2 separate regions of the Mus musculus genome follow, and region 2 is linked to region 1. Evidence: chromatin contacts called from ENCODE Hi-C or POLR2A ChIA-PET data. All regions are on one chromosome and are shown on one strand. Each heading gives the region's core, a stretch centred on a gene start or an enhancer-like site at or near the end of the contact. The rest is flanking DNA. Distances are from core to core; before and after follow the strand shown. Region 1 holds the start of Zfp579 (zinc finger protein 579). Region 2 holds the start of Zfp784 (zinc finger protein 784).

The links. A loop is a pair of places that touch in the nucleus more often than their neighbours do. ChIA-PET counts read pairs that join two places held with the same protein, here RNA polymerase II (POLR2A).
Region 2: POLR2A ChIA-PET joins it to region 1 with 34 read pairs in Patski. The contact joins the promoter of Zfp784 here to the promoter of Zfp579 in region 1. A Hi-C loop is called at or near these places in 1 of 37 maps with a recorded cell type or tissue (heart). POLR2A ChIA-PET finds 5 or more read pairs at or near these places in 4 of 5 experiments (Patski and embryonic stem cell).

The regions. Positions count from the first base shown.
Region 1 is chr7:4,993,444-4,998,593 of GRCm38, reverse strand. Zfp579 (zinc finger protein 579) reads left to right here and starts at 2,493. Exons shown (of 2, transcript NM_026741.2): 1 at 2,493-2,590; 2 at 3,682-5,150. The coding sequence starts at 3,684.
Region 2 is chr7:5,035,851-5,041,000 of GRCm38, reverse strand. Zfp784 (zinc finger protein 784) reads left to right here and starts at 2,555. Exons shown (of 2, transcript NM_001039532.2): 1 at 2,555-2,666; 2 at 4,522-5,150. The coding sequence starts at 2,589. It also overlaps a transcript of Zfp580 not described here.

The DNA.
Region 1 (5,150 bases), core at 1,244-3,743:
TATATCATTATAGTATGGAATTTTGCCCTGTCTCCACCTCCTAAGTGAGGGGATCGCAGGTGCACACAACTGTGCCTTGCCCCTCTTAAAAAAGAATTTATTTTTATCTTACATGTTTTTCCTGCCTGTATGTATGTGCACCCCACATATGCTTGACTCTGGGAGACAGAAGAGGTCCTCTTGGAACTGGAGTGTTATAAAGGAACTGTGAGCTGTTTTGTGGGTGCTGGGAACCCAATTCAGGTCCTCATCAAGAGCAGTTAGTGGTTTTAACTGCAGAGCCATCTTGTCGGTCTCCAAGCTGCAGATAGGAGCGCACACAGAGACTTAGCACGGGTGGTTTTGTGTTGTTCTCTTCCTTGTGCTCAGCTGGGGAGTCTCCACATTTCCACACAGTAAGCTTCTTTCTTCCTTTTTTTTTTTTTTTTTTCAGGGCATACAAGATTTCTCTGGGTCATGATTTTATTCCCCTGATCTCTTACTGAGCCATTCATAGTGATTTCCAAGACTGCCATAGTAGACTAGCCAGAGAGCTCAGTCAGTACAGCCACTTGTCCCCAAGGCTAATCACCTGAATTTGATCCTAGGACAGGACCCACATCGTGGAGAGAGAACTGACCTCTGACCTCCATATATGCACTGTGCTGTGTGTGCACCCGACATACATAAATAATAAATGTAACAGAATCTAACTTCAATTTATTTTTATTTTTTGGCAATATGCCCCTCTGCGTGTATGTGTTCAAAAGACAAAAGGTGTTGGAGCTGAAGTTATACAGGGGGTGGGGGCTTGCCTGGGTGCTGGAAACCAAATTCTGGCCCTCTTGAACAGCAATACTCTCAAGCACTGGACTGTCTCTTCAGCCCTACATTTGTATTTGTTTATTTAATGTGTATGTGTACATTTGTGTCTGTGTGTTTATGTATGTTTATATGTGTGTATATGTGTGTTGTATGTATGGGTGGGTGTGTTTGTACATATGTGAATGTATGTTTATGTATATGTGTGTGCAGACACACAGGTGGAGAAGTCAGAGGCCCACCCACAGGAATCGGTTTGGTGATCTCTTTCTACTCTGTGGGTCCTGGATAGCTCAGATCATCAGCCACGAGTCAGGCGCCTTTGCACTGAGCTATCTTGCCAGCCCACAATACCTATACTGAAATGTTTTTTTTTTTTTTTTTTTTTAAGATTTTATTTATTTACTTATTATATGTAAGTACACTGTAGCTGTCTTCAGACACTCCAGAAGAGGGCGTCAGATCTCGTTACGGATGGTTGTGAGCCACCATGTGGTTGCTGGGATTTGAACTTCCGACCTTCGGAAGAGCAGTCGGGTGCTCTTACCCACTGAGCCATCTCACCAGCCCCCTGAAATGTTTTTAAAAAGAAAAAGAAAGCAGCCGCAATGGACTGGCACAAGTATAATACTGCATGTTTCTGGTTTCTCAAGGGTAAATTCCTGGAATTACTAGCATATCAAAGCTTTCCAAACCTCTACTCACCCAGACACGTACAAAAGGAACAGTTTACCCAGCCTCTTGCCAACTATGTTTGGCATGAAGTTAACCCTAAAGAAAACAACACTGTAATGCAGGCAGATAACTGAAACGGCCCTTTTTCTCCATCATATATACTTTGAGATGTGGCCCATGTAGCAGGCTGAAACATTAAAGCTCCAAGTTCCAGAAACGTAGTTGCCAAGGAAGACTAGAGGAATGGCATTCACTCCCATTGAAAGCCAGCTCACTGTCTCTTCCATCCCCTTCATTCCACAGCACTTTGCCCAAAACAAGAGCTTCCCTCGTCACACCGTCTGTGACTGACTCTTGTTTGTCCCTTTTCATCATAGTATGAATTTTGCCTTTATCGATCCAGCACCAAGGACAGAGCCAGCCCACAGTAGGTGTTCTGATAAAACTGGTCGGGTTGTGATCCTGGGGCTTACCATAAAGGGAGAAACTGAGGCTCGGAGAAGAGAGAATTGCTTGCCCAGGCAACCAAGGGACAGTGAGAGTCAGGCTCGATCATAGAGGTGCACTCCTTGTATCATTGATGTTCACTCTCAAGCCTGTATCACTCACTGCTTCGTTCATCTCCATCTCTGCCTTCTTCAGACCCAGCAGCCAGCACAGTGCCTGGCACCGGCAGGGCTTGATAAATGCCTGTTTGTTGAAAGAATGAATGAATATGTGTTATCTGCTGGGAAATGGAGGAGGGGTGGAAAGCTGGATCCAGATTCCCAGGCTTGCAGCCTCCTCCTCCTCTGAGGGTCCAAAGGACAGGCCTTCAGCCCCTTCCCCTCCCGGGATCCAGGAGCCGCAGCTCCCTCCTCTGCTCCCGCCCCCCCCCCCCCCGCACCCCCACCAGGTCCCTGGCCCTCCGCTTCCGGCTTCTCAGCCAGTCTTTCCTCTTCTGGCCTCCGACCAAGCACCGGGTTTCCGGGGGGAAGGCTTAGGCTGTAACACCGAGCCCAGCCTCCTTCTCCACCCCCACCCCTCCCACTACGCTCAACCCCCTCCCTCTCCGCCACCACTGTCCGCGATCGCCCGGCCGCAGGGAAGGAAGAAAGGAGCGCAGGAGGTGGAGGTAAGACCGGCTCCCTGAGACTGGGGCGAGCCCCAGGCCCTGCGCAGAGCAATCTGCAAGGCCTCGACCCGCTGCCTTAGTTCTGCAGATCACACCTACCCGGAACAGATAGACCCCCTCTTGGACCTAGATCCCCCGACAGCCGGCAGGTTCCACGCCCTCCCCCGACACCACGCCCGGCCAGGGGTCTGGCCACAGCTTTCTCGCTGAGGATTTTCTGCAGCCCAGCTCCCAGTCCACTCCTCCCCCTTGTCTTGTGAGTCAGGGCCCCTTACCCAGCTTCTTCCTTCACCCGGACTCAGAGGCTGCGTCTACCTGCAAGAGTCTAGTTCGCCTATCTGGTTCTATCTGAGACCCAGGAGTCCTACCTTTCAGTCTTCTTGCCTGAGACCCAGGGATCCAGAAATCAGCCCTTCTTTAAACCCAGGAGTCCAGGTCCTCCCTCAGACCCAGGAGTGCAGACCCCGACCTTCTTCAGACCCAGGAGCCCAGACCCCAGCCCTCCTCCTTCCGATCCAGGAATCCAGACCCCATTCCTCCTCCCTCAGACCCAGGAATCCAGACCCCAGCTCTCCTCTCACAGACCCAGGGGCTTAAGCCCGGCTACCCACTGGTCCCTCCCAGCCCCTGACTTATGGACTTTTTATTTCCAGGGCCTCTTGACTTTGAATCCCACCCTACTTGGGCCCCAAGGGTGGACTGGTTCCCAGCCCCTCCAGGAATGTTCAAGCCCCAGGGCACTAGAGCAAAATCAATTGGCTGACTTTGTCTCCCTGTGTCTCCTCTGTATGTGTCTTGTTCTGTCTTCCTGACCGTTCCCACCTCTGATATCTATGTTTTCTTTCTCTCTATCTCTCTCCTTTGTGTTTCTCCTGAACTTGGCCCCCCTTTCCTACGTCTCCACAACTCTCTCCTCTCCTTTCCTGTGTCTATCCCCTTCTGCCTCCTCACCACCTTCCTCTCCCGACTTTCATCTGTATCCTCTTCTGAACTGTGGATCTACCTGCCCTGTACCTCTGCTCTCCTCTTCACCTCACCCCACATCTTTCATCTCTTCTCCCCACCCCTGCCTCTTCCCCTTTTCCCCACAGGCATGGATCCACAGCCCCCTCCACCCGCCCAGGGCAGCCCACCTCACCGTGACCGTGGCCGAGGCCGAGGCCGTGGCCGTGGCCGTGGCCGAGGCCGTGGTCGTGGCAGAGGGGGTGCTGGAGCCCCTAGGGCGCCTCTGCCCTGCCCAACCTGTGGTCGCCTCTTCCGCTTCCCTTACTACCTGTCTCGACACCGGCTGAGCCACTCGGGTCTCCGGCCCCATGCCTGCCCTCTGTGCCCCAAAGCTTTCCGCAGGCCTGCCCACCTTTCCCGCCACCTTCGTGGCCACGGGCCCCAGCCCCCGCTGCGCTGCGCTGCCTGCCCACGCACCTTCCCGGAGCCAGCCCAGCTCAGGCGCCACCTGGCCCAAGAGCACGCAGGTAGCGAGGTGGATCTGTCCACGCAGAGGGCAGTGAAGGAGGAGCCTGAGGCCAGTTGGGGTCCGCAGGACGAGGGAGTGGAACAGCCCGCCACGGTGGTGGTGGCCGGGGCTGAGGAGGAGGCGACCACACAGTGGCCCGCAGGGGACTCGGCTCCTGCGGCTGTCCCCACGAGTACGGATCCTCGGGAATCAGAGGCCAAGGAGGCCGAGGCCGGGGCAGCGGAGCTAAGGGCAGAGTTGGCACTGGCCGCGGGGCGACAGGAGGAGAAACAGGTCCTTCTCCAGGCCGACTGGACGCTGCTGTGTCTCCGCTGTCGCGAAGCCTTCGCCACCAAGGGGGAGCTCAAAGCCCACCCGTGTCTGCGCCCCGAGGGCGAACAGGAGGGCGAAGGAGGACCCCCGCCCCGCCCCAAGCGACACCAGTGTTCCATCTGCCTCAAGGCTTTCGCCAGGCCCTGGTCCCTATCGCGTCACCGGCTAGTCCACTCCACCGATCGACCTTTTGTGTGTCCAGACTGCGGCCTGGCCTTCCGCTTGGCCTCCTACCTCCGCCAGCACCGCCGCGTCCATGGTCCACTCAGCCTGCTGGCCCCGTTACCCGGGGCCGGCAAGAAGGATGACAAGGCCTCGGGCGGACGGAACTCAGGGAAAGGGCCCGAGGGGGGCGAAGGGGCAGAATGTGGGGGTGCATCGGAAGGGGGTGAAGGCGGGCATAATGGAGGAGATGCCACCCCAGCCCGGCCTCCGGCGGGGGAGCCACGTTTCTGGTGTCCTGAGTGTGGCAAAGGTTTCCGACGCCGGGCACACCTACGCCAGCATGGGGTCACCCACTCCGGGGCGCGCCCTTTTCAGTGCGTGCGCTGCCAGAGGGAATTCAAGCGACTGGCGGACCTGGCCCGCCACGCGCAAGTCCATGCTGGGGGTCCCGCCCCGCATCCGTGCCCGCGATGCCCACGCCGCTTCTCTCGCGCTTACAGCCTCCTGCGCCACCAACGCTGCCACCGCGCCGAGCTGGAACGGGCGGAGCTGGAGAGGGCTGCAGCGCTGCAGGAACTCCAGACCCAGGCCTCACAGTCGCCCCAGCCT
Region 2 (5,150 bases), core at 1,306-3,805, 42 kb before region 1:
AACCAAAATAAATAAATAAATAAAAAATGTATGCCTACAAATATGAACTGCTGTGTAGGTGCTGGGGATCAAACGGGTTGTCTGGAAGAACAGCCAGTGCTCTTACACCATGAGCCATCTATTCCTCCAGCCCCCAAGCTCAGCTTGACAATGTTTTCTGAGCAGGCAGTCATGGCGCACGCCTTTAATCCCAGCACTCTAGAGGCACAGGCAGGCCGATCTCTTGAGTTCAAGACCAGCACAGTCTACAGAGTGAGCTCCTGGACGGCCAGGACTGCACAGAGAAACCCTGTTTGTAATGCAAAAAAACAAACAGAACAAGATAATGGCTGAGTGGCTAATAGTATTTTGTGCTCTTCCATAAGATTCAAGTTTAAGTCAGGCTCAGTGGTGTATGCTTTTAATCCCAGGATTCAGGAGGCAGAGGCAGGTGGATCTCTGAACTCAAAGCCAGCCTGGTCTAAAGAGGGAGTTCCAACACAGCCAGGGCCACACAGAGAAATCCTGTCTTGAAAAAAATTTTAAAAAAGACCCGACTTTGGTTTTAAACACCCAGGTTAGATGGTTCTTCTGGCCTCCACAGGTATCTACACTCATACACATAAATAAAAATAAAATAAAAATTTAAGCATAGCTTTTAAAAATTATATAAGTGTGTGTGTGTGTGTGTGTGTGTGTGTGTGTGTGTGTGTGTAGGACAGAACCTAGGGTCTTGCACATACTAGGTAAGTACTCAATATAACTGCATTCCCAACCTAATAAACTATTTCTACAGAAAACTGCTAGTGCTCTCTAGTGCTCTTAACCCCTGCGCAGTGGTTCACAACCTTCCTAGCTAAAGGAAGTCACATGGTCACATGTAACTTCAAGCAGAAATGCTATCATAAGCCCCCCCTCCCAAAGAAGGGAAATCTTAGCCATGATGATAAGTGTTCCGGTCTGGTCTCCTGGTCTATCCAAATAAACAGAGTTTCAAAGCATTCCCACGTCTCTTTTTTGACTGTTTCCACACACTTCTAAAGGTCTGTACAGAAGAGAGAGGAATGGAGATGGACCCGGGGGTGGTGGGGGGGGGGTGGTGGTACATGCCTGTAACCACAGGACCAGAAATATCAAGAGTTCAAGGCCAGGGCTGGGGAGATAACTCAGAAGTTAAGGCATTTGTTGATTTTTCAGAGGACCTGGGTTTGGTTCCAGCACCCAGATGACAGCTAACAACCCTCTGTAACTTCCCCATCTCAGATGTCCATGAGTACTGCAAACAAGTGGTGGACAGACAGAGCACCCATACGAGGAGGAGGGAGGGGGAGGGGGAAGGAAGGAAGAAGAAGAAGAAAGAAGGAAGAGGAGGGAGGAAGGGAGGGAGGAAGGAAAGAGGGACAGAGGGAAGGAAGGAGGAGGAGACCTTTAAAAATCAAAATAGAGTTCAAGGCCAGCATAGACTACATAAGTTTGAGGTCACCTTACTGTATGGGGCGTAGTCAGAAGGTAGGAAACAAGGAATGAGTGAAAATAGGAAGAGAAGCCAGGCAGTGGTGGCCCATGCCTTTAATCCCTGCACTGGGGGGGGCAGAGGCAGGTGGATTTCTGAGTTCGAGGCCAGCCTGGTCTACAGAGTGAGTTCCAGGACAGCCAAGGCTACACAGAAAAACCCTGTCTCGAAAACAAAAACAAAAAAAGAAAGAAAGAAAATCCCATAAGGAAACCCTGTCTCAAAAAAAAAAAAAAAAAAAAAAAAAAAAAAAAAAAAAAGGAGGAGGAGGAGATGATCACAGAAGTGTCCTGACTTATCAAGTCACAAAGTCAGGCCCTAGAGTGAGTTTAACTCTCAAAAGAGCCCTGTCCTTAGTGCTGCCGAAAACCCTCTTTGAGCTCTTTTCTCCCAAACATCACAGCAACTGAGAGGGGTTAGCTTCCGTCTGGAATCTTACCTGAGCTCATGAGTCTCCTCCTCCTTCTTTTTTTAAAATTGGTTATTTTCTTTATTTACATTTCAAATGTTATCCCCTTTCCGGGTTCCCCGACCCCCCACTCCCGAATGAGTCTCATTCTTGACACAGACTTAGAAAACCTCCCATTCATAAACTGAACCGCTACCTTTTGCACCATGAATTGAAAGTAACCTCAGAAACGTTAGAATCTCCCATGCCTTTAAGTTCACATAAGCAAACTTCGGGCTCACCTGCAGTTAGTTTTAAAAGGGGATTTGGAAGGCCGATCATTATGGCTCAGAGGCCAGCAGATTTCTGTGAGTTCGAGGCCATCTTGGTCTGCAAAGAGAGTTCTAGGCCAGACAGGAATACATAGTGAAAACATGCCTAAACAATAAAAAGTGGGGAGACATTGGAATGCGTCGCTAGGGTGTGGCCGACCTTCCAGCTGCAAGTTCAGTCAGCCCATGCGGAGGACCGACAGGTTTTGAAGACCTTTTGCCGGATTCCGCCTATCCTACCCCGCCAGGGCCCCGCTCATCTACCGGTTATGATCCCGCCCCTCGTCGACCTGCCCCGCGCTTGCGCAGCGCCGCCAGCCCGGCCCCGCCCTTCGCGGAGCAATCTTTGCCCTCAGGGACCGGGCTTAGGTACAAGATGGCCGCCGCGCGCCCGGATCCCCCGATTCCGAGCTCACCGACCCGGGAGTCGCCATCCCCGGAGCCGCCGGACCTGGTGCGGGCGACGAAGGGGTCTGGGCCGGGGGTTCACAGCGAAGAAGATCGCAGGGCAAGGGGCGGGGTCAAGGCGGGGCCTAGAACAATTGGGCGGGGGTATGGTAACCCTCTGGGGCGGGGTTTAGGGAGGAGCCTATGGGGAATGAGGAGCGAGGCCTGGTTGAGGCGGGTCTTGAAGACAGCTTGTGTCTTGGGCTTGGTTGGGTCCAGGGAGAGGACAAGGGAGCTTGCATAAAGAAGTGTGGCATCTTAAGAGGGGCGGGGCACCAGGGAAATTATAGGGCTAGTGGATGGTTGGGAAGGTGACCCCAAAGGAGAGCTATAATTCGGTCACCGTGTTGGGATGGCATGTGATGATACAAGGACTGACTGCCTTACAAATGCCCAAGGGAGGAGAAATGGGTGCTTCGGATGACTTTAGAACTTATAACTAGTAACTGGAAAGTAACTGAAAATATTGGTTCATTCAGCAAACATTTAAAGCTCCAGGGGACCAAAATGGACAACGATTGCGTCCTCTTGCAACTTGCAGTCTTATGAGGAGAAAAAGTGACGATAAAGAGTATTGTAATATGTCCTATAAGAGAAATAAAAGGTGCACTTAAGAGTGGGGGTGGAGCAAGCTAAATTTAAATGGCAGAAGTCAGCTGGGTGCCGGCTTATGGTTGCAATGTAGTCAGTGAGATAAGCAGGATCCAGATCGTGTTGGATATTATAGGAAGGACACGAGGTTTTAAGTGCAATCGGAGGACTTGGAGTGGCGAAATGTCATGACCTCATTTGCATTTTCCAAAGTCCATTTAGGGTGCTCTAGAAGAGGTGGATAATGAGGGGCAGAAGCAGGAACAGGGGTTACCTCTGAGTGGTGTTTTTCATTCTAAGGGGGGAATTATGAGACTTTTAACTAGTACAGAGGAGAGGTACCACCGTGTCTGTGGTATATTTGGGTCAAGAAGGGGAAATGCCAGAACAAGGATCCATCAAAAATTCGGTATCATGGATAACAGGGTTAAGAAATCAAGGGATACGGCTGGAGAGATGGCTCAGCATTTAAGAGCCCTGGCTGCACTTTTAGAGGTTCAGTTCCGGGCATCCGCATGGAGGCTCACAACCACCTGTGACTCCATTCCTAGAGGATCTGACCCTCACTCCTGACCTCCATGGACAGTGACACACACAGTGAACACACATGCAGGCTCTCACACAGAACAGAACATGAAATACTTGGGCTTGATGGCAAGCGCACGCCTTTAATCCCAGCACTTGGGAGGCAGAGGCAGGCAGACCTTTGTGAGTTCTAGGCCAAACTAATCTACACAGCAAGTACCAAACCAGCCAGGGCTACATAGTGAAACCTTCTAAGTAAATAAATAACAAATCATTAAATATATATATGCCAGGCGGTGGTGGCACACGCCTTTAATCCCAGCACTCGGGAGGCAAAGGCAGGCGGATTTCTGAGTTCAAGGCCAGCCTGGTCTACAAAGTGAGTTCCAGGACAGCCAGGGCTATACAGAGAAACCCTGTCTTGGAAAAAAAAATACAGTGGACTTCAGAGGAGCAAACATTTTATTTAAATTTTTATTTTTCATTTATTATGTGAGGAGAGGGTGTGAGTGTGTGCCATGGCACAGGAATTTGGAGGTCAGAGGGCATCTCAGGAAGTCAGTCAGTCTGTCTTTCCACCCTGTGGGTCCCAGGGATCATACTCAGGTCGTCAGATTTGGTAAGTGTCTTTACCCACTGAGACATCTTCACTGCCAAAGCAAGTGTTTGAATAAGTGGAGGCATTATTGAATGAAGACTCTCTCCAAGCAGGTCCACAGCCTCCTGTTTTTTCTTCTGCTCTCCAGGTCCTGGTGCCTGATGGTCGCCCTGTCACACCCCCAGGTGACCTCATCGAGATCCAGGTGGTAAAAGTCACAGATACCACATCGGTCCCTGAGCCCCCAGAGCCAGGATCTTTTCATTGTGCCCTGTGTCCTGCTGCCTTCCGTCTAGTCTCAGAGCTGCTGTTTCATGAGCATGGCCACCTGGCAAGCATGGAGGGGCTTGGGCAGGATGGGGATCCTAGCCGTTGTCATGTGTGTGGCCACAGCTGTCCAGGTCCTGCTAGCCTGCGTGCCCATTACAGCTTGCACACAGGAGAACGGCCTTACCGCTGTTCCCTCTGCCCACGGGCTTTTAAGGCCTTGGCACCTCTGCTCCGGCACCAACACCGACATGGGGTAGAGCCCGGCACCTCTGAAAGGCTTCTACCCACAACAACAACCGGACAGCCAAACTCAAGGGTGGCCCAGGAGAGGTCGGAGGTGGTGATGGCTGCAGCAGCTGCGGGTGCTGTGGTAGGCAAGCCTTTCGCCTGCAGGTTTTGTGCCAAGCCCTTCCGACGCTCCTCAGATATGCGAGACCACGAGCGGGTGCATACAGGGGAGCGGCCCTACCACTGTAGTATCTGTGGCAAAGGCTTCACGCAGTCCTC